3 separate regions of the Homo sapiens genome follow, and regions 2 and 3 are each linked to region 1. A link is a loop called in an ENCODE intact Hi-C map of the cell type or tissue named here. Cell type or tissue: heart right ventricle. All regions are shown on one strand. Links, peaks and the distances in the headings refer to the core of each region. The heading gives the core; the rest is flanking DNA.

Evidence for each region. A loop is a pair of places that touch in the nucleus more often than their neighbours do. Peaks named below come from ENCODE experiments on the same cell type or tissue, not always from the same donor. Only the 100,000 strongest peaks of a DNase experiment are listed, where the experiment ranks them.
Region 2: it touches region 1 in a loop (2.3-fold over the local background); 27 of 110 quality-filtered maps call a loop at or near these places.
Region 3: it touches region 1 in a loop (2.6-fold over the local background); 33 of 110 quality-filtered maps call a loop at or near these places.

The regions. Positions count from the first base shown.
Region 1 is chr1:201,556,026-201,563,897 of GRCh38, forward strand. All of the region lies in intron 1 of NAV1 (neuron navigator 1), which reads left to right. Among named protein-coding and RNA genes, the nearest start is that of NAV1, 21 kb to the left of the region's middle. In heart right ventricle, for the core only: CTCF peaks have their summits at 3,802 (motif pointing right) and 4,019; DNase peaks (open chromatin) are centred at 3,836 and 6,376; H3K27ac peaks cover 4,124 bases.
Region 2 is chr1:201,651,159-201,659,030 of GRCh38, forward strand. The region is part of intron 5 of NAV1 (neuron navigator 1); the gene reads left to right. Among named protein-coding and RNA genes, the nearest start is that of MIR5191, 64 kb to the right of the region's middle. In heart right ventricle, for the core only: a CTCF peak has its summit at 4,350; no DNase peak of the experiment used is centred there; H3K27ac peaks cover 2,384 bases.
Region 3 is chr1:201,637,092-201,644,963 of GRCh38, forward strand. The region is part of intron 4 of NAV1 (neuron navigator 1); the gene reads left to right. LOC124904482 (a long non-coding RNA gene) reads right to left here. Exons shown (of 2, transcript XR_007066789.1): 1 at 1-7,872. Among named protein-coding and RNA genes, the nearest start is that of MIR5191, 78 kb to the right of the region's middle. In heart right ventricle, for the core only: no CTCF peak of the experiment used is centred there; a DNase peak (open chromatin) is centred at 3,640; H3K27ac peaks cover 3,392 bases.

The sequences.
Region 1 (7,872 bases), core at 1,754-6,753:
TTCATTAATTCACTGATCCATTCATTCATTCACTAGATATTAGCCACAGCTTAGGACTGTCCTAGGTGCTAAGGACAAACAGTATAACGCTCTTTTATAAAAAATAGTCTGAGACCTGGAGCAGTGGCTCATGCCTGTCACTTTAGAAGGCCAAGGTGGGTAGATTGTTTGAGCCCAGGAGTTTGAGACCACCCTGGACAACATACAGAGTCCCCATCTCTACAAAAAATAAAAATAAAAAAATTAGTCGGGCATGGTGGTGGGTGTCTGTAGTCCCAGCTACTCGGGAGGCTGAGGCAGGAGACTTTCTTGAACCTGGGAGGCAGAGGTTGCAATGAGCTGAGATCGCACCACTGCACTCCAGCCTGGGGGACAGAGGAAGACCCTGTCTCAAAAAAGAAAAAAAAAAAAAGGTCTGGTAAGCAAACCAGTGATTACACCCCAGTTGTAATAGCTCAGGACAGTGGGGGGACAGTGGAGGGACTGTAACCCCTGGAGGGGCAGGAAGGGCCTCTTGGGAGGTGAATTCCTCCTCCTGGGCTTGCAGGAATTAAGTCAGGCAAAGACTGGGTTGGAGGGGAGGGAACTGGGGGGCCTTCCAGGCAAGGGGAGAAAAATACTTGGACTCTTCCCCTCTGCTGTCCTAGCCCCAACCTTAGTCCAACCTGGGCCAGCAGCAGAGGTCTAAGGACCAGCCCTGCCCCCTCCATAGAGGCTTGCCACCAGTCCTTGGGGCCCTCTCTGGAGAAATGCCCCTCTCCTCACCAGCAAAGAGCACCATCCTCCAAATGCCTGTGTGGAAAACGGGTCTCAAGTGACCTCTCAATGGAGAGCCCTAGAAAATCATTAGTGTTCCCCCTGTAAAAACAGGGGCTTAATTCTACGGGCAAATATCTCAGGCAAAAGCTCAGACCAGTAGACTCGTCTCTGGTGCAAAGGAGGAAGATGAGTCAGCCAGGGTCCCGGGAACCCTGACTCCATGATCCTGCCAGACCACAGGGCCCCCACTTAAGGCTTGGAGGGGGCTGAGATGAAAATGATCTACTGTTTCTCTTAGGAAGCCCTAGGGAAGTCCAGTTTGGTGTCAAGTTGAAGATTTCTATGCATTCCCACGGCACCAACTGTGATGGTGAAATGCCACATTTCAGCCCCAATCATTCAGCCAGATTGGATTGCAATTAGTACCTGAGGCAGGAGCCCAATGCCCTCTGAGGTGCCTGGGTGAATTTCAACTTCTGTGCTGCTCCTTTTGTGAAACAATGCAAGAGATTCTGGAAGAAAGACAAAGGGTTGGGGGATGTGCTTGTCCAATGTCCTTCAGCACAGCCCACAGGACAGCCTTCAGACGTGTCCTGAGGCTTGTGTGCCCAATCACACATGCAAGGAATTAGGGGCCTGCCTTAGGGCTTGATTCCAGGACATTTACTCCCCATGGGGAGATCACTTACAAAGCTGCACTGTGGCCCCAGAGGTTCCCCTGGGCTAGTCTTAGAGAGAATTAAAGTCAGAAACCACCCAGCCTCCCCAAAACACTTAACTACCACCTCCAAATTAGCACCGTCCTTGGCTGGTAATCAAATTCTAGGAGATAGTTCCTGATCTTCCCAGTTTTCAGGTGGGTTAACTGAGGACCGGCTTGCCCACACCACTTAGGCTAGATAGAACAAGTAATTAAAGCCCAGAAATAGCTGGCTGAGATCCAGCCTGTTTAATGTAATAATGCTGAGAAATGTCAAACGTGGTTTTGTTCCAATAGGAGTGGAAGGGATGAAGAGAGACAGGAAGAAAGCACTCTATGTAGTTTCTGGAGTTGGCTGTAGAAGGACGAAAGGACTCCTCAGGGGCTGCGGAAAGGAAGCCATCTATGTGCTGGGCGGTGACTGAGCTGTGCATGGAACCCTGCGCAAGGGGCTTGGAGGGGCAGAAAGGAGGAGGCCTGGACTCCAAAAAACAAAAACAGAAACCAGGGATAAGAATAAGGGTGAAACAGAACTGGGTTTCTATCCTGCTGCCTCTTCCTAGCTGTGCGACTTCGTGCATATTATTTATCCCCTCAATGTTTTCGTGCTTTGTAGGAGCCAAGGGAAAGCTTTCCCACCACCCTCTGAAACTTCACTGAAAATAAACTGACGATATGTAGATAAAAGGCAGATAAACTTATTTAACGTGCATAAGCTCATGGGAATCACAGGAGAATGGTCACTCCATAACCCAGTGAGGTCCAGAGGCTTATATACCCTTCTACATAGGGGAAGGGGAAATGCGGGCCATATGGCCATTTTGAAGAGTAGGCAGTGATTTTTCGGGGAAATGAATGAGCCCAGTGCTCAGATAATGGTTAGTAAATCATTCTCTTTGGGAATTGAATGGAACCAAAGAACGAACACTGGTTTGGGACAAAATTTGTCTGGGATCTAGGTGTGGTGTTTTTTGTTTGTTTGTTTTGAGATGGAATCTTGCTCTGTCGCCCAGGCTGGAGTGCAGTGGCACAATCTCGGCTCACTGCAACATCTGCCTCGCGGGTTCAAGCGATTCTCCTGTCTCAGCCTCCTGAGTAGCTGGGATTACAGGCGCACACCACCACGCTGGCTAATTTTTGTATTTTTGGTAGAGACGGGGTCTCACCACGTTGGTCAGGCTGGTCTTGAACTCCTGACCTCGTGATCCACCCGCCTCGGCCTCCCAAAGTGCTGGGATTACAGGCGTGAGCCACCGCGCCCGGCACAGGTGTGGTGTTTAATTTTCAGTCTCTTCCTCTGTGATATGAATTTTAATCTTCTATGGTTAATAAAACTTCAGGGAAGGAATCAAAAGCAATTGTGTTCCTCTTTGGGGTCTGGCTTCTAGGGAGATAAGAGAATTCCAGAGAATAGTCTCATCCTGTGCTTTGAGAAAGATGGATGATTGAGAGGCAGGAGTTGGGGTGGGGGAAGTCAGAGGTACCTTGAGTCTGCTTCTTTAGTTCAGCATGTCAAAAGGCCATATTATGGGGTATCGTTTTCTGAGCCCCAACACCTTCATCTGTAAAATGGGAATAATTTTAACCTAGCTCATTGGATAACCTTGTTCACAAGGATTGAAGGAGATAACGCGTATAACACCTTTAGCATAGCGCCAGGCATATGGAAAGGGGTTGTTGATAGCTCTTGGCCTTCTGGAGCCCGTTTCCCCTCTGTAAATTGGGGGTTATTTATGGTCCTTACGGGCCTGCCGAGAGGCTACCATGAATTGTGGTTATAAAGGGCCTGGCTATGAAATAGATGCTCAATAAATGTTTCCTGCCCTTGAGAAGCTCCCCATCCATTTGGAGAGACCAGAAGCACACCCTTGGAGGATCTGACACTGGAGACTCGCACATAAACCACCAGGAACAGTGCTCTTCCAACAGTTGCTGCTTTTAAGTCTCTTGTAGGTTGGGGGAGGCTGAGGGTCCTTAGAGTTACGACTGGGAGCAGGGTTTTGATGGAGGTGAGAAGCTTTGTCCGAGATGATGGTCGAGGTGCCATGCATGTGGGCAGAGGGCAGCAAAATTGTCCATTGAAGCACTGATCGCTGAAGCTGGAGTGTGAGGAAAGGGAAGGCCTGTTAGCCCAGAGCTGTGGAAGGATTAGCCTCCTTTCTCCTGTGCAGGTTTCATTTAGCAGCCCTTAAGAACAGTGCAGTGTCCATCCACTTCTCTTTGGACAGAACCCCGTGCCATCCGCCAATAGGTGCTTAATAAAGGCGGTGTAGAGGGATTCTGGGAAGGAGGAAGAATCTGGTTCGGCCTTTGTCTGCATGGCCTTGCATCTTCCTGTTGCCGCCACCAGAGGGTGCAGTTGCCCAGCAGAACCCAGCCCGATCCCCACGCCCTCCTCTCCTATGCAGGCAGCTCGCAGCTCTGCATCTTGTGGGCTAAGGAAGCAGGTCCCACAGGCACGTGTCCCCTCCTTCTCAGACTGGAAGAAAGTTGGGGTGAGAGGCTCAGGCTGGGGCAGTCCTGCACTGTGCGGGAAGCCAGGCAGGGTAGGGCGGCCGAGGAAGTTCAGAGGATGGGAAGAGCAGAACCGTATCTGTCTCTCTGTGTTGTGTTTGCCTCTGCCTTGCTGGGTGGTATCAAAAAACTCTCCTATTCTTGATTTAGGTTCCATCTTCTATAAACCACACCCCTCCTCAACAAAAACCAAGATTCTTGCTTTCTCTCATGTAACTTTCATTTTTTTCAGGATGTAAAACCCATTAAGGATCTTGGGTGATAGAGTATGGGACAGGCTAGAATGCTATTTGATGGCAAGAGCAAAAGGTCAATAATTTTTCAGCCTGGCTGCTGCTTCTTATGGAATCTTCTTCCCTTTGGGTTATGGACCCCTTAGCCAGCGCCAGCTTCCCCTCCACCATCAGCATATCCCTCCTGCCAGGCCAGAACAACTTGCCCCATTGAAGATCCCAAACTACTAGTGGTCTAGCCTTGGCCATCCTGGTGTGGTGACCAACAGGCAAGAGCCCAGTGACCCTGCATCCGGGGTGTTTGGGGTGCCAGAGAGAAGCAGAGGAGGAGCTGGAATTGGCAATGGACCCTAGGTTCCTTGCCAGAGCTCTTGCCCCACAGCAGGCCCTGAGAAACAGGATATTTAATGAAATCCTGTCTCCCAGTCCTTCAATGCCCAAGTCACTGTTCCCGTGGAAAGACACTGATGTTTGTACAGATGTGCATCTCTGTTGCTGCGTGGCAGCATTTTTATCTCCTGTCTCTGCAGAGCCCCTTCCCTGGGACTGAGGAGCCACAGAAGGCTTTGGGATCTGTGGATCCTTGCCATGAGCCGAGACCTCCCAGAGCTCCAGCACAATGACGGGAAGGCCAGGCTGCTATTCCAGGCCAGCCCTGGGTGCCACAAAGCAGACAGTGGGCTCAGGGAACATAGTCAGCATTTCCGTTGCATTTGCCACCACCACAGGCTTTCCAGTGGCGTGCAGCAGTCGCTACTCTTTCCACAGGTACCAGGGAGTGTGTTCATCCAGTGACTGGCTTGGGACCAACCTGGGGTGGGGCTTTGATTTCTGAACCTTTTCTCCATGAGACCCCAAGAAGCCCCTGCCTTGACCACAGCTTGCCTCTGTGGTGGGTGGGACCCCTTGCTAGTGGAGGATGGGAGCTCCTTTGTGAGTCCTTCTCTTCATTTTAAAGGGACAGAGTCGGCAGTCCCTCTTGCTGCTGGGACAGTGGGATATTGTCAGTCAATGAAGTAGTCCTAAGTGTAGTAATTTTTAGTGTTGTGAGAATGGTGATTTGCAACAGGAAACAAGAACTAGCTCCCAGCCTAAAGGGTGATGTGGGAAAAGAAGGTAAACGAATCTGCCCCATCACACATGGTGTTACGCAAAAACAGGATGTGGGAGCTGCACAGATCTGAGTTCAAATCCTGATTCTGTTACTTACTTACTTACTAGCTGGGTAACTAACCAGGGTGCTTTAGTTTCCTTGACTGTAAATGAGGTAATTGTGAGAATTAAAGAAGATTAAATCTGTATAGTAGCTGGCATATGCTAGACATTCAATAAAAGTTAGTTTCCTTCACTTCCATTATCCATGTTTCTAGATTTTTCTTCTGAGTCCTTTTTTTCTGGACATTGGAAGCTCCCCACAGATACAGAAGTTTTTCCCTATTAGGCAGTAGGCTTCCTGGGGGCAGGGTTCTGTCTCTTCCATTAGTGTAGGATCTGGTTAAGGACAAGGCTGTGTTTGGCTGTGTTCCCTACTCAGCCTGGGGCCTCCATGAGATTAGGAACTGTGCCTTGCCCATCAGCCTGGGAACTCCCTGCAGGCTGGGGCTCTGTTCCTCCATCAGATCCCCCATGTTCAGGGCCCTTAGGCAGTAAGCTTGGTCACAGCATGAGACTATCAATGGTTGGAACAAAGGCACCCAGTTAGGTTTAGGTTTGAGAATCAACCAAGGAGACCAAGGAGGTTCTGAAGGTATTTTTTATTTATTTATTCCTATTTATTTTTCGGTTTTTTTAGAGACAAGGTCTTGCTCTGTCACCCAGGCTGGAGTGCAGCGGCACCATCATAGCTCACTGCAGCCTTGAACTCCTGGGCTCAGGCGGTTCTCCCACCTTAGCCTCCTAAGTAGCTGAGACTACAGGCACACACCACCTTGCCTGGCTAATTTTTTTTTTTTTTTTTGTAGAGACAGCTGGGTTGGGAAGTCTCACTATGTTGCCTAGGCTGGTCTCGAACTCCTGGGCTCAAGTGATCCTCTGGCCTTTCAGCCCCAAAAGTGCTGGAATTACAGGCATGAGCCACCAAACCCAACCTGAAGGTATTTTTCTAAGGTCAAGTATGCCCCCCGACCTTGGGTCCTAGTTGGTAGAAAGCATTTCCGAAGTGGAGACATCTGGATGGCAGATGTGAAGTTGGCTGGGATGGGCGAAGGTCTGGAAGGCTTCAGATTCCAGGCCCCATGACTCACTCCTCCATCACAGCAACCCCTCAGCAGCTGGGCCTCCTGAGCCCTGGGCAGGACAGGGTTAGTGGGCCAGGCCCAGGTGGGCAGTGGTCCTTTGCCTTGGACACTGTATGGTCTGAAAGGATCCCGGCAGGACTGATCACTTTTGAAACTGCTTTCTGAAAGCTCCAAGCTTCCTTCTGAGTGGAGCTTAAGATATAATATTAAGCAGGTCATTCTAGGACTGTATGAGAGCAGAATGTGGCATCTCTTTCTGTTTTAGCTTGCAGGGTACTTCTAGGCGGTTGGTGCTCTCTCCTGGGCCTGGTGGATGGAAGGGAGCAGGCAGGGAGGGGTGGGGCAGGCCCTGCCTACAGAGCCTGTCAGTAGGGAACCAGTGAGTCACCAGAAGTCCAATACCTCAGTCCAGATCCTGGATGCTGTTGGATCACGGGATCTGTCTGAGCATCAGTTTCCTTTTCTGAAAAGTAGGGATGATAACAGCCTAGGACGGTGGGTGAATCAGTGAGGTAATGCACAGGAACACGCATAGTAAATAGTTTTTGCCAGAGTGGGTGGTTATGAGTATTTAGAGTGGCCTGAGCCTCCCAATTGAAATATCCTGGCCTTTTGTCAAGTCCTAAGAGAGGATGTGTGGGGGAAGCTACAGACTAATGAAGAGGTGACCGGATCGTCAGAGGGTGCAGACATGCTTAGCAAGCTGGTGGTGCGACTCAGGGCTAGCTGCCCCTGGTCACGCTCCCCCTGTGCATCCGCGGCAGCAGGAAACATTTGTCCTCAGGAAACAGCCCCTCGAAGAGCGTCCGGACGCCGGGACCCAGCCTGGATGGCAGAGGGGGCGTTAACTCGTCCCACAGGTGCCACTGACCCAACACGATTTTTTTTCTGGTGTATCTTTCTGGGAGATGTATCTTTCTGGGAGATGTTGGAACTGGGCCCAGAGAAAAGCATACGAGACCACAATCCCCAAGACACTGCTTGGTGGGGTACCCCACATGTCTGCTTCAAGTGCCACAGGTACAGCAAGGAAAGCCTGCAGGATCCCTCCACATCAGAGGTAAGGAAGAACCCAGAATCTGGAATTGGATGCCAGGAGCTTGAGTTCTGGGCCTGATATGACCACCTGGGGGCCCTTTGGCTAACACCCCACTTCTCTGAGCCTCAGTTTTCTCATCAGCAAAATGAGGGCATGGATCCCTATTTCAGTGTGTTATTGTAGGGGTAGAATGAGGTAACATGTGAAAGACCTGCGAAGGCAGAATGCTGTGGCCCTGACAAGCAGAAGCTTTGCAGGCAGGCAGATCTGGTTGGGATCCGATTCTCTTTGGACCGTAAATTCCTGGCCAGAAGTGGTGGCTCACACTTGTAATCCCAACACTTTGTGAGGCCAAGGCAGGAGAATCACATCAGCCAAAGAGTTTGAGAT
Region 2 (7,872 bases), core at 1,752-6,751, 95 kb after region 1:
GTCAGACTGAGAGAGGGACTTGGCGAGGGAGGGCAAGGGAGTATCGGGGCACAGAATAGCAGAAGGCACAGAACCCTTTTCAGGGTCAAGGCTTTACTTGTTGGGGATAACTTAGCTGGTCTGGGTCCTCTCCAGACCTGGATGCCCTCACACTGTCCCAGAAGCTGACTGCCCATTGAAGCCCTCTTAGTTGCTCCTCAAGAGGAGCCAAACAGGTCTGAGCTGGCTAGGGAGATGGGAGGAGGGGCAGGAGTGGGGAGGAGGGCAGGTGCAGGGAGGGCGAGAGAGGAGGAGAAGCTGAGCTGTGGTCCCTTATTCCTGCTTAGCAGTTGTCACTTCTCAAAGCACACTGACACTTTCAGTAACCTCGGAAGTGAGGAGAGAACACCTCCACTTCCCAGTTGGGGAAATGCAGAGTCAAAAGCATTGAGGGCCTTAAAGGCATCTATGAGTTCATGGTGGAAGGGAGATTCCACATTGATCTCCTGAGGACTAAGTCGCAGCTCTTCCTAGGAGACCTGATTGAGAGAGGAAGAGTCAGCAGGCAGAGGGACCTGCCCAAGGCTATGTCTACTGGGTATGGGCCACCAGAACTGCCTCGATGACCCTACAGAGGGCTGAGGGGCTTAGCTCTCTGGGGTGGGGAGAGAAGGGTGGAAACTCCCAAATCTGCCTGTCTCCAGCTGAGAGGACCCAAAGTTGGGGGGTGGGGAGTTGGTTCAGGCTGTAGCAAGGCAGAGCCTGGTGTCAAACAGTGGTAGGGAGGAAAGGAGGGGAGTTGGTGACCTCCAAACTAAGCTTTTCCCTGTGTGAAGGGCAGAGGGTAGACTGCCTGGGGGAGGGGTAGAGGGAGAGGAACTACAGAGGGAATTCGTCTTCCAGAGCCAATGATGGTGGTGTTCAGGTATCAGACAGGCCCTCAGTGTACAGCAGGGTGGCCTCTGGGGAGAAGAATGGTGACTTGATGTTTCAGGATTGTGATTGAAGACACTGGGCATTTGTCCCCACCTCAGTGGGGCTCAGTGTCCAGTTATGTTCACTCCATAGTACCATCCTAGATCCAAGAGGCTGCCAAGAATCAATTTCTGAGGCGGAGGGAGGGGGTGGGAGTGAGGCAGCTTCAAGTCAGAGCCTTTCTGTAATAAGAGGGAAGGACTGAAACCTGATCATCCCCTTCCCAGAAATCAGCTGGGGTCCCAGATGGTCTAGGCAGGCTCCCTGTCCCTTCGCTAACCTTGGAAGCTGCCAAATAACTAGGGCCCCACTGGGGAACCCTAGCAACTTGGAAGACTGAGGAGTGAGTACCGAGGGCAAATGGGCTAATTCCAGGAATTAGATGCCTCTGGACCCTGGCCCGATACTCACATCAGGCAGTTTGGCTCCGGAAGAAAGGCCACAAGGCCCTTGGCCTGGGTCTGGGGGCTAAGCTGGAGGCTGCATTCCTGAGTTCTCTGTGTAGAAGTCCTAAGCTCTGTGACCCCCTCTGGGACTCAGTTTCCTCATTTGTGAATGGAAGAGACCCTCCCATGGCTCATCCTTACCCCCTAGGGATGGGAAGGGGGTGTAGATTAAGGTGATCAGACCTGGAAAATGTTCCAAGTGGCTTAAAGAGAGCCTGTATTAATACAGCGCAATAGAATACAGATGCACCTCAATTTATGATGGGGTTATGTCCCGTTAAGACCATTGTAAGTTGAAAATATTGTAAGTCAAAAATGCATTGAATACACCTCACGTACCGAACGTCACAGCTCAGCCTAGCCTACCTTAAACGTGCTCAGAACACTTATATTCACCTACAGTTAAGCAAAATCATCTAATATAAAGCCTATTTCATAATAAAGTTGCATATTTCATGGAATTTATTGAATACTATACTAAAAGTGAAAAACAGAATGGTTGTATGGGTACTAGAAGTATAGTTTCTACCAAATGTATTACTTTCATGTGATCATAATGCCAAAAAAGCAGAAGCCGAACAATCACAAGTCGGGGACTGTCTGTACTATAGTAACACCCCAAATCTTCCTACCTCATCTTCCCTGGACCTGAGGATCTCAAAGCAAAACTAGTCTTTTGACACTCCAGGTGTTCATGTTCCTTCCTTCTGTCCTCCAGGAAAAGGGGGCAAAGTGAGACAGCTAAGACTGCCCAAGGTCAGGGAGTAAAAGAACCCAGGAACCTGGACTTCCTAGTCCCTCTTCATCTCAAAGGTGTCTGGACCCACACAAGCGGTTGTCATGACAACAGTTAGGCCTTCTGAAGTGCAGGCCAAGTAGAAATGAGGAAGAAAGGCAGGAAGCTATTCATTTCTAAGCCAGTTGATTGATGTGAATTTTTTGGGGGGGAGGGGCAGTGCAAGGGGGTCGCTCCAGTGAATGTGCTCTGGGATACTTTGAGTAGCAGGAGAAAGAAATGTGTTCACAAATACTTCGTTTTCCTTTTTATTCAGTGCATTGTGGGGCTGGGGTGGGTAGAGAATTCTCCAAAGAACTGCCACCCAGAACAGATAGGTGATATGTGGAAACTTATCCAGCACCCTCAGATTCCCTGAGGCCTAGCAGGAGAGTGAGGACAAAGCTCACTCCTGCCCTTCCTCTGGGCAGCAGCAGTAGTGATGGAGGATGCTTGTGGAATCACAGGCAGGAGGAAGGGCTGTGGCAAGGTGCAGCAGCCTGCAGGTTTGTGTGTATGTGTGTAGAGAAGGCACTGGCACAAAACCTTGGAGCTGTGAGGCCTCCTGCCTTCCTCCAGGTTGGTACCAATAATATTTCTTTTCTCACCGTGTCCAGAAAGTTTTCTTCCAAGGCTAGGCTTGGGCCCCCACCCAGGTCATGTTCCTCTCCTTTGGGCATTGCCTTGTTCTGACTGCTGCAGTCAAAAGCTGTTGGCTTTGACTCACAGCCCATGGCTCTGCCTCTGAGAGTACCGCATGGATGAATAAGTAGGTCCTAGGGGCAGTTCCTCTGCCCTGGGGAGAAGGTACAGATGGAGGAGAAGTACCCAGAGCTACTCTGGCTCCCTGAACCTTAAGCCAACCCAGGGAGATACCCTTTACCATCCATCACTGATGGCTCTAACCCCAGGCCACAGGCCCCTTCTAGACCTGCATTGAATGGGTAGCAGGACCAAGTCACCTGGAGTCCTGGGATGTTTCCTGACACTTTCTTCTTGTTTCACCCCTTCCCACTTTCTCTGCCCAATTTGATACTGTGGCTGCAAATGCCCACCCCCTACCTCCCACCCCCTACCACCCACCCCCATCACAAGCTGCCAACACCAGATCCTTCCCCTTCTGCTGACCTCCAATCTTGCCTTTCTCTGCAGCTATCCTTCCACACACATATACCGCACCTCACAGCCTCTGACCCTGAGGGTGAAGGTGCAAGCTGCTCCACGTGGTGCAAGGGAGAGCCAGTGCTGTATGGAGCAGGCTGAGCAGAGCCCTCAGGGTCCATAACTGCAGCTTAGCCACCTCTGCAGCACACTGCAATGTCTTCCTGGATAGCCAAGTCCCTTTCTCTCTGCAGAGCGCTCCATCTCCCTCACCCTTCCCTGAGATTTCATAGAATCCTAGAATGGAAATTGTCTAGTTGAGCCACTACCTCAAGCCAAAATTAATCCCACTATAGCATCATAGGCAGGTGGGTGTTCTGTTTACACTCTCCTAGTGACAGAGGGCTCACTACCTTATTTTCCAGGAAAGCACTCATTATTAGATAGATATTTCTTCTGTTGAGCTTTGATTCTGTCTTCTGAGAATTTCTACCCGTGGGTCTGAATTTGCTCTCTGGATGCTTACAGATGAAGCTAGCCTGCGTTTCCCAGGATCCCCTTTCTTATATTTGGGGTCAGACACCTATCTATGCTCCATTCGTCTTTTCTGCTTTTGCCTCTTCCTTCCATTTTTCTTCCATTTCTCTTCTTTTGGAACAAGACCTGATAGGAGATGTCTGACCTGTTCACCCTGACTCACGGGCCCAGTGGAGTCCAGCTCTCCACCTGGACCCCACTGTCTGCATCTCAGAGTGGCTCCCTACCGGGGACCCACAGCACCTGGCTGGTCTTTCTCCTGGCCCAACCAGGAAGCTCTCCTCCCCAAAGCCCAAAGCCCAAAGCCCAAAGCCTTCTCCCTCTGCCTGGAAAGCCTGAGCCAGCCAACAAGGGGAAATGGACGCCACATGTTTCTCATTTGCGCTGGCTGACCTCCCCCCACACCCTGTTTGGATTACCCAGATGTGTTTGATGTCCCAGAGCCTGCGGCCTTTTCTCTCATGCACAGGAAGGGCCGGGTGGGGAGGTAGGGGGGGCCAGGCCCAGCTCACTGGCCCTGCGTGGGCAGGTTCCCTCCTATAGGAGGCAGACATCACCTCCCACACCTTCCCCCACACTGCTGCTTCTGGGGACTGGGCCTCCTGAAGGAAGCAGGACACCAGCGCCTTCAGGGTTCAGCTCCCCCTTGTTCAATGAAGGCAGGTCTTTGCTTCCTTCTGACCCACAGAGATCGGGGGCAGACTGGGAAGATGCCCCAGGAACTGTTTTGATCTCCCATCTGGAGGCTGAGGGAGGAGCAGAGTTGCACTTAAGGTGTGTCTGGCATGGCTGTCCAGTGTGGGCACAGCAGCGTGTGCCTGGGATAAGCAGGGTGACCCGCTTTTCACCATGGTGCTTTGCACCTTCTATAAGCACCTTTTTTTTTTCTCAGACTTGATGCCTTTGGAATGTGGAGGGGTGTGTTGCATAGGTGGGAAGCTCCCATTAGGGGAGAATGAGGACCCATTGGGAGTTTCCAGATTGCTCCAGCCCATTCTGGTGCTGAGGTAGAGATGGGAGGGCATGGAGAGCAGCCCATCTCCAGGTTCACCCCCTAAGAGCTTTGGCTCCAGCAGGCCCCAGGCTCTCCCTGCCAGCGCTGTTGTATGTTGCGTGTTTGACACACACTTCTCCAACTCAGCTCCAGCCAAACCTCAGCAAGGCAGCCAGGGCTCGGCAGGGTCTGGGCCTTGGCCTGAGCCATCCTGGAATCTATTTTAGACATCTCAATGATACATTTCAGGGCCACTGGAGTGGGTGGTTTCTCCACAGCATCTTCTAATTTCTGGGCGACAGCTTTCACTCTGGGCTTCTCAGGGTGCTTTCTCCTGTGAGTTAGAGGTGTGGAAAGCAGGGACAAGTGCAGTCCCAAGCCCCAGTATGCTGTGTGTGTTCCCAGCGTTGGTTCTTATGGAATCTCAGAGTTGTGGTCAAGGTTATCCAGTTGAGGTGTTGCTGTTGGGTGTGGTCTGGTCTGAAAGGTTGAATGTTATAAGCTCCAGGTGTTTCCATGGAGAGCTGGGCTCATAAACTACGACCTTGGGCTGAGCAGGAAGATAGCGAATGTTGAGAAAGCAAGACTGAGGCAAGTATGACGAGAGCTATTGGGTTAATAGGTTGTATGGCACATGGCACAAACCCCTAGAACTCGGGTGAGGTTGGGTGTCAGGGTGTGAAGACTAAGTGTGCAGTGAATGGCATGTGTTCACATGGATCAGTGCATGTAAACAAACTCACCGGCTTGCAGCACATATGCACATACTGAAGGGACATTTGCGTGCATGTATATGTAACAGCTGGGCAGGTTTAAAAGAGTCTGAAATATGACCCTGGTGGAACAGCTTCCCCCAAACAGACCCCTAGGCAGAGCCCGCTGGGGTTTGGACTCCTTGGCTTCTTTCCCAGAAAAGCACTGTAAGTGCTGGTTACTCCTCAGACTCTGAGGACACAGGCCCCTTTGCCCTTGGTGACCCACTAACCAGGCCCCTCCCTTTTGGGGAAGCTGGCAGCCACCCAGCAGGCCCTGCCTTCTCTCTGTAGGATCCCTAAACTGTCATGGGGTCTAGGATTCCAACATCCCCAGACTGAGGCTGCTTCCTAGGAGCTCCTGGGACCTGATTATCCCAAGGGGGAAATGAAAAGCTCAAGAATCAAAAGAATCAGTAATCTAATGGTTATCAATAACATGTATCAATCACTTGGTAAGTGAAAGTCATTGTTCTTGTTCCTCAAGCCAAAATTAATCCCACTATAGCATCATAGGCAGGTGGGTGTTCTGTTTACACTCTCCTAGTGACAGAGGGCTCACTACCTTATTTTCCAGGAAAGCACTCATTATTAGAAAGATATTTCTTCTGTTGAGCTTTGATTCTGTCTTCTGAGAATTTCTACCCATGAGTCTGAATTTGCTCTCTGGATGCTTACAGATGAAGCTAGCCTGCATTTCCCAGGATCCCCTTTCTTATATTTGGGGTCAGACACCTATCTATGCTCCATTCGTCTTTCTGCTTTTGCTTCTTCCTTCCATTTTTCTTCCATTTCTCTTCTTTGGAACAAGACCTGATAGGAGATGTCTGACCTGTTCACCCTGACTCACGGGCCCAGTGGAGTCCAGCTCTCCACCTGGACCTCACTGTCTGCATCTCAGAGTGGCTCCCTGCCGGGGACCCACGGCACCTGGCGGGGCTTTCTCCTGGCCCATCACTTAATACTCACAATAATTCTATGATCCTGGCACTTACAAGTGAGGAAACTGAGGCACTGAAATACAGGTAATCTGGCCAGGGAAAGTGGTTCACACCTGTAATCCCAGCACTTTGGGAGGCCGAGGCAGGTGGATCACTTGAGCTCAGGAGTTTGAGACCAGCTTGGGCATCATTGCAAAACCCTGTCTCTACTAAAAATACAAAAAATTAGCCAGGAGTGGTGGCTCACACCTGTAGTCCCAGCTACTTGGGAGGCTGAGGTGGAAGGATCACTTGAGCCCGGGAGGTGGAGGTTGCAGTGATCTGAGATCACGCCACTGCACTCCAGCCTGGGTAATAGATCAAGACCCTGTGTGAATACAGGTAATCTGCCCAAAGCCAGTAAAGCAAGCGAGCAACAGAGCTAGGATTTAAACTTAACCCCTATGGTAACCTGCCTCCAGGAGCCTCAAGACTCCCTCAAACATTGAGTCTGATTCCATTTAATTCAGGAGCAACTTGTCAAGAAGTTAGTGTCGGCAGAGCACTGTGCTTCCTGAGACTGAAGTTCTGGGCCCTGCTTACTAGGTTCTGAAAGGCTGGATGAGGAGATAGAAGTGTCCAGGCTCATTCCAGTACAAGCAGAATGCAGCATGCTGCGAAGAAGCCAGAAAGGGCAACTGAGGGCTCGGCCAGCTGGAATTGGCATCAGTGCATAGGGTGTGTGGGGGCACATGTGAGATGGTGGGGAGGGGACATGCTACAGAAGTGATGTGAGTTTTGATAGAAGGGTGAGATTCTGGCAGTAGAGGTAAAAAAAACTAGAAAAGGAAGGGAGGAGGAACTGTGGGCTTAATGGCAGGTAGTGATGAGTCCTGTCTGGCTTAGAGAGATGGAAAAGGTGGTGAAAGAGGAGATGAGATCAGAAAAACAGGTTGGGGTGGGATCATGGCTGATCCGACATGGAGTGCACTGGGACTCAACTGTAGGCTCTGAGCAGATATTTGAGTGGAAGAGACCAATCAAAGTTCGTCCCCAAAGGATCCCCAAAAGAGTCCTGTGCCCGCTGGTCCTTGGAGATGTTGCTGATCGATGAGATCAGCCAGCCAGGGCCTCTCAAGTTTCACATCTGTCTGCTCCAGGGAAGATTATTCTTGCAGCCTATGCAGTGCCCACATGGGATGGATGGAGGGAGAGGACTCCTTCAGCCTCCATGCCCAGAGGTTGGCCCTCTGAGAGGGTAGGGGCACCCCTTATCCTAACTCTTAGCCTAAACTCAAGTCTTCATCTTCCTCTGTTCCTTTGGTATGCCACCAGGCTGTTCCAGTTGCCATGCCCTGGGAATTGATTAGGCCCTACTGTGTGAGGTGCAGTG
Region 3 (7,872 bases), core at 1,752-6,751, 81 kb after region 1:
CTGTGAGGTTTAATACCTCATTCAAAAACCTAACAAAACTCTAATAAAGCACAGAAGTACCAACTGAGAAAATGAGTGCAGCCACAAAATGGGAATATCTTTCTCTCTAGGGTAGTAAGAAGGCCAGGTTTCTTTAAACCATCTGTCCCAGCTGGTTCAGACTAAGATGGGTAAAAGCTTCTCATTACTTTCGCAGTTGTCTTTACTTTTTTAGAGTCAGGAATCTCTTTAAGAATTTGACTGATATTACAATATATCCCCCCAGATAAATGGACATATTCACAGTATTTGGCTTATGTTTGATGGCTGGTACTGTGGACCTCCAGAATCCAGTCTGTGAACATAGATTAAGAAGTTCTGTTCTAGGGTAGTGATGTCATCACTGTGTTGACAAGGTCACCACAGGTTTGGGCCTTGTGCTTTTCCTCATCAGGTTTTTGGGTTTGTGTGGCCCACAGTGAATTAAGAGGATTTATTACAGAGTAAGACTATCTCCAAGGTCCCTCTTAGTGTTGTGATTTAATGACCTTAAAACAACCAATTCTTCATGGACAGGTCAAATTAAACTCTAGATTTGCCCATCCCGAAGGACACATGCTCACACAAGGAGTTTGCTTGTCCCCATCCAACACATGGGCACAGCCACAGGCACACACCCTACCCTCTCCTTCCTTTGCCTGCCTGGAGTTTTCCCTCACCGGCCTGCAGTTGCCATGACAACTGATCTGGGTGGGTCATGGTCTAAGGGCGATGTACCTGGGTGGTGCAGAGCTCTGCTGAGGCCCAGTGTGCAATATCCACCCCAGTGGTGTGTATGGGACAGTTGCCATGGCAACATACAGGAAAAGCACATGTGGGAAACATCTGGACTTCTTATCCTGGGCTCTTTATTAGCCTGAGGAGCACAGGGATCTGATTTTAAATGAGTACAGTTTCAGACAGAGTACCCTAGATTAGGTGTTCTTCTGCCTTTCCCTACTAGAAGCCCCTGAGCAGAGGGAGCAGAGATTCTCTAGCTCCTCCCTCCACCCAATTTCTTAGATGACCAGCTGCATATATTCTCTTAAGGCCACATAGCAAATCAAGAAGACAACCCAGAACCCCCAAGGCTTGACATTAGGGAAGTCCTCAGAAGACCCTGACTTGTTGGGACTGTCAGGTCCACTAAAAGTGGACCAAGACCCCAGGACATAGGTCATGGGGCTGAGCTATGAAGCGACTGGTGTTGCTACAGACCACCAGCTCTGTCTGAAGGATTCTCCTCTGCCACATTCTCACTCCCAGGATTCTGTGGGGCAGTCTTAATGTGACTGCAGTCCTAGATCATGCAGACTTCAGGTGCAGCAGATGTCTGGGTTACAGGAGCTCCTCAGCAGGACAGGCAGGAGAGTCAGGGCCCTCCTTCCCATTCTTCACTCACCCTTCTAATACCCAGTCCCCATTTCTCTGCCAGGATCCCAGACTTTCCTGCTGTGGGGTTCTATATGTCTTGGAATCACATGCAGTTATTATATTAAGCAAGTCTCTAGAAATAGCTGCATGGTAATAGCATGAAGTTATGGGAAGATGTGGAACACACACAGACCTATATTCAAATTCTGATTCCACCAGCAGCCTGCTGTGTGGTCTTGGGCAAGTGTATGTCTCTATAAAATGAAGATAATGACAGCCCCTGCTTCAAAGGCTTTTATGAAATGATGAACATTACATGTCTAAGAGGGTCCCTGGCAATAGGAGGTGCTTAGTAACTGTAAGATCCCCTGTCTTTCAGTTCAGCAAGGATCAGTGAGCCCTTACTAACTAACCTATGTAGGGCACTTAACAATTCAGCTGGCAGAAGAGGATATCTCCGTGGGATATAAGTAGGCAGAATGTGGGTACCCAGCCCCTGACTATAATCAGTGGGTAGGAAAGGCAGAGCGGTGTGCGATGGGGTAGTCATAAGGCCTCCTGGAGGAGGTGGCTCTGAAGCTGGGCCTTGAGGGGAGAATTGGATTTGAATTCATATAACAGAAGGCATTCAGGAAAAGGGCAGAGCAAAGCAAAGGTGCAGGGGTGGGGTCAGGCCTGGAGCAGGGGCATTTAGAGGAAAGCATTAGAGGTCAAAGTTGTCAGCAGGTGAAGCCAGAGTGGGGAAGGGCTTGAGTACTGCGTGTTGGCCAGCACTGGCCTCTAAGGCAGCCAGATAGCAGAGGCCAGGGGACTGTCCTTTCCTGGGAAGCCAGCGAGGTCATCAGGTCAGAGATATGCTTCTCTGCAGGACATCATGGAGTTCTGGCTTTAAAAGAAGGAAGGTCTCAATGCTTGGAGATCTGGACCCCACTCCCCAAGGAGGGGAAGGAGAAACCCCGTGCCTTGTTGTGCACTGCCAGGGCTCCTCTGCTGAGAAACCAGTCACGAGAAATAGAAGTCCTGTGTTCTAGCCTGGGGGCCGGGACACTTGGGAGAAGCAAGTGTCCAGCCCTGAGAAGAAGAAGCCCAGCCCTGAGTCAGACCTCCCTAGCCCCCTGACTTTCTAGCTGAGAAACCCTTGGCTGAAGGAGGGGCCAGTTTTTTGGATTCCAGCCCCTATCCTCCCCTCCCACGTCTGGAACAGGCCCTCCCAAGAGCCTTCAACCAGTTTCCACTCCCTCCAGGACGACAAAGCCCCGAGAACCCTGCCTCTGAAGGGAGAGCCTGTGCCCCGTCCCCATCCCAGCTTGGGGGGCCCCGGCCTCCAGCTGGGGACATGGGCTTCAGGCTCTGGTCTTGTTTACTTGTGTGACTAGAGGTGACTTGTTTTCCTTCTAAGGGACCTCATTTCCGACCCTGTCCTTTCACACGGTGGGCAGGCTCATCCCTGCTCTATCCTTGCCCTGTTGGTGTAGAAATTTGTGTCCAGGCAGCTGTGAGCTCCAAGGAATGTGAGTTGTAGCTTAGAATTTCTCGGCATTCCCACCCTTCTGGAAGCTCCCCCGAGACGGTTGAGCTAGAGGGCAGACCGAGGCCCATGACCTCTGGCTCCACTCCCAGCCTCTAGTTTTCTCTGCCTCATTTTCCCCAATAGACAGGAAGACAATAAATCTCTCTCTGGAGCCCACACACCTGATCTGTAGCCCAGAGGAAAAATCCCCAACCACTGAACTCAGGGAGTCTTCTGGGGCCAGAGAGGGTGAGCCGGGGACCTGCAGTGTCCACAGAAATATCTCAACTACCAATGCCCTGGAGAAGCAAAGGCAGTGGCTGGGCTAATGGACCAATCTAGGAAGTCTTCCTGGATGAGGTCCTGGAGGTGTGAGCCACTCAGAGCATCCATATTGGACCACTGTGTCTAGTGTCTCCTTTTTTTTCAGCAAGTGGGAGTGGGGGATGGGGCTGAAGTCCCAGCTGGGATTACTGCCTGGGCTGTGAGGATACCTTGCCCACTTTTCCCCCTGTCTCCCAGAAGTGTGGTGAAACTATCCCCATGCCTCTGGACAGAGCAGAGATTTAGGGGCAGAAGAGGGTCTCAGCCCTGAATGCCCCAAGGTCATTCCTCTGAAGAACTGGAGCTTCCTTCAAAGGAGCAAGGCAAGGGTCTACTGGCCTCACTCTGGCCCAGGGCTTCAGGGAAGGGAGAAAAGATGCTGCTGGGCCACCATCCCAGAAGCTTGGCTTCCATTCCACACACCAGCTGCACTGTGTCTTGCCACGGGGTATTAAGAGGTCACTGCTGTTTACAATTCCCTACACATCTGTTCCGAGTCACGCATTCATTCATTTAATCAATCGTCATTCACCAAATATTTTTGAGAGCCCACTGTGTGCACAGAGCTGGGATGGGTTTTGAGAAAAAGTTCAACTGAAGATGAATCCTTGGGAAGCACCAATAGGTGAATGACGAATGACAGCCCTGAACATTAGGAAATGATTAAAGTGGCTGCAGTGAACTGCGTGGGGAGAGTCAGGGAAGGCGGCCTAGAGGAGGCGGATTTGGCCTCAAGCGGGGCCGGGGAGAAGAGAGGACTCTAATTCTACCTCCAAAACCAGCTCCTCCTGAAGCCTTCCCATTTTGCTTGATGGCAACTCCAATCTTAGAGCTGTCCAGGCCCAAATCCTTGGGGGACATTCTTGGTTCCTCTCTTTCCCACACACCCACATTTGGCCAATAGCAAATTCTAACAGCTTCAAAATATATGCAGAGCCTGACCACTTCTCACTACCACCACAGTCACCGCCCAGTTCCAAGCCACCATCATCTCTCACTTGGGTGACTGCAACTGCTTCTGCCCTTGAGCCCAGCAATTTGCTCCCCAAATAGCAGCCAAAGTGGCCTTTTCAAGAGGGAAGCCAGGTCATGTCACTCTCTGCTCCCAGCCTACCAAGGCTCCCATCTCACTGGAAGTAAAGCTTTGGGTTGCTTAAGAAGTCCCATGTTTTGGGTGCTCAAAAAGTCCCTGCTGATAGCTGGAATGACATGAGGGAATGACATGGTGGAGAAAAGGACAAAAAGAAGTGGGGAACAATGGCTAGAGGGCTTTCCACAAAGGCAGGGGTGTTGGCATCTGCTAGGCAGGTGATGAGGAGACCTTATGGTAGGCATCTAAGCAGAGAAAACGTATAGAAAATGCTTGTCACTGAGTTGGGCAGTGACAACTCCATGCTGGTCCAGAGTGAGTGGGCTAGGCTTGAAGAGCCATGTGGCTGGGTTCCCAGCCCTTGCTCTCCAGATCCTGACTGTGGTCCCAGAAATCAAGAAAAACCTCCCCTGCTCTGCCCTTAACCCTGGAGGAAGCCAAGTATGGGCTCATGTGCCCCCTTCTCCCTCCCGCAAATCTCCCCTTCTCCCAAGGTCACCTTCCTTCATTCCTTCCCTCCCTCCCTCCTTTCTTTCTCTTTTTCTTCCCTTCCTTCCTTTCTCTCTCTCTCTTTTTCTCTTTCTTCCCTTTATTCCCTTCCTTCTCTCTTTCTTTCTCTTCCTTCCTCCTTCCTTTCCTTCCTTCCCTTTTCTTTCTTTTTTTCCTTCCTCCCTCCCTCCCTCCTTCCTTCCCTTCCTCTTTCTTTCTTCCCTTTCTTCTCTCTTTCTTTCTTTCCTTCTTTTTCTTTCTCTCTCCCCTCCCTTCCTTCCTTCCTTCCTTCCCTCCTTTCTTCCTTTCTTCCTTCCCTCCTTTCTTCCTTTCTTTCTCGGAGTCTTGGTCTGTCGCCCAGGCTGGAGTGCAGTGGCGCGATCTCGGCTCACTGCAGGCTCCGCCTCCCGGGTTCACACCATTCTCCTGCCTCAGCCTCCCAAGTAGCTGGGACTACAGTCGCCCGCCACCACACCCAGCTAATTTTTTGTTTGTTTGTTTGTTTGTTTTAGTACAGACGGGGTTTCACCGTGTTAGCCAGAATGGTCTCAATCTCCTGACCTCGTGATTCACCCAAAGTGCTGGGATTACAGGTGTGAGCCACCGCACCCGGCCTCTTTCTTTCTTTTTTTCTTTCTTTCTTTCTTTCTTTCTTTCTTTTTTCCCTTTCTTCCCTTCCTTCTCTTTCTTTCTTCCTTCCTCCTTTCCTTCCACCTTCCTTCCCTTTCCTTTTCCTTCCTTCCTTCCTCCCTCGCTCCTTCCTTCCCTTCCTTCCCTCCCTCTCTTTCTTCCCTTTCTTCTCTCTCTTTCTTTCTTTCTTTCTTCCCTTCCTTCCTTTCTTCCCTCCCTCCCTCCTTCTTTTCTTTTCTTTTCTCTTCTCTTTTCTTTTCTTTCTCGGAGTCTTGCTCTGTCGCCCAGGCTGGAGTGCAGTGGCGCCATCTCGGCTCACTGCAGGCTCCACCTCCCGGATTCACGCCATTCTCCTGCCTCAGCCTCCCAAGTAGCTGGGACTACAGGCGCCCACCACCACACCTAGCTAATTTTTTGTTTGTTTGTTTTAGTAGAGAAGGGGTTTCACCGTGTTAGCCAGGATGGTCTCAATCTCCTGACCTCGTGATCCGTCCGCCTTGGCCTCCCAAAGTGCTGGGATTACAGGTGTGAGCCACCGTGCCTGGCCTCTTTCTCTCTTTCTTTCTTTTTCTCTTTCTTTCTTTCTTTCTTCCTTCCTTCCTTCTTTCCCTTCCTTCCTTCCTCTCTCTCTTTCTTCCCTTTCTTCCCTTCCTTCTCTTTCTTCCTTCCTTCCTCCTTCCTTCCCTTCCTTCTCTTCCCTTTTCTTTCTTTCTTTCCTTCCTTCCTCCCTCCTTCCTTCCCTCCCTCTCTTTCTTTCTTTCTTCCCTTCCTTCTCTTTCTTTTTCTTTCTTTCTTTCTTCCCTTCCCTCTCTTCTTTCTTTCTTTCTTCCCTCTCTTCTTTCTTTCTTTCTTTTTCCTCTCCCTTTCTCCTCTCCCTTCCCTTCCCTTCCCTCCTTCCTTCTTTCTCTTTTTTTTCTTTTTTTTTGAGACAGGGTCTCACTCTGTGGCACAGTAGTGCAACCTCAGCTCACCACAACCTCCGCCTCCCAGGCTTAAGTGATTCTCCTCCCAAGTAGCTGGAATTACAGACATGTGCCACTATCGCCCAGCTAATTTTTGTATTTTTAATAGGAACAGGGTTCCACCATGTTGGCCAGGCTAGTCTCGAACTCCTGACCTCAAATGATCCACTTGCCTCAGCCTCCCAAAGTGCTGGGATTACAGGCATGAGCCACCAAGCCAGGCCCCAAGGTCACCTTTCAAGGTCAATGAGCTGGGGACAGCCTTCCCACCCTCTCCTCTCTTTGGCTCTCCCTGACCCCCAGTTCTCCTAACACAGTCCCAACTGACAGATTCCCCAGACCCCCCACAGACACCTGGGTTACATCCGTTTCTAATCACAGGGGTGTGAGAATGTGATATCACACAGCATGCGTCTCCTTGGCTGTATGCCTACATCTTCATTCCTCAAATTGCTTTAAGTTATCTGTCAACAGATGTAGTCAAATCACTCATCCTATCGCCATTCCAGAAACTACCAATGACTTTGGAAAGAGGAGTGGGATGATGAGCTGGTCTTTGGGGCGCTGAGGATTGGGGACTTTCATGTTCCAAACCAGCCTCTTTCTGCACCTCCCCTTTAGAAACTTGGTTACTGACTTCACCAGCACCCACTGCCTGCCCAGCCAGGCCTCTCCCTCATCACATAACCTCTTCATTGATCATTGATGGTAGAATCTCTCTTCAGAGGACAATTTGAAGCCTGTCATTCTAGAGAAGGGGTAAATGGCCGAGTGGGAGGGGCTCAGGGCTGGGTTTGGAGATAATGTGACAGGGCAGGTCCTTCTCTTTTTAGGAATCACTCGAGGAACCATTCTGCACATACTGGTTTTATCAACTGATGCTGGAATGGCTGTTGCCACAGCAGCAGAGTGCTCCCACTGCAGTAGAGGATAGTGGGAAACTCATGGGATGTGAAAAGAATCAAAAAAGAGCCAGATAGAGGGAGAGGTCACATTAGGGAGTGTCAGAAACTTCCTGGATGCCAAGATGGCTATTTAAAGGGACCACCACCTGGCCATAGCAAGACCCTTTAAAGAATGACAGTGCACAGAGACTGGCACTCAAGGGGATTGGCACTGAATTAACCCATGAGATGTGCATAGAAGGTGTCTTCCATTTTATAAACTGACAGGTGACATTTCATGCAGGACAGAGTGTGGAGCACTAGGTTTAGGTGGTAGGGAGGAGGCTTCTCTTATTGACAACACTTTTTTCTCTTCTCAAAAGAAGCAGAATTTCAGGAGCCATTTATTGAAGGAAGGGAAAGGACTTGGGATTTGGGGAATAGGATATCCCATGAGAGCATGAGACAAGGTACAGAGGAACAAAGAGGAATAAAGACAGGGGAAGGGACCAGGCCAAAACACCAGATCAAATGAGACAGCAAGATAACCAGGAAGGCAGGAAGGAAGATCTGGCCCTGGGGAGGGGGCAT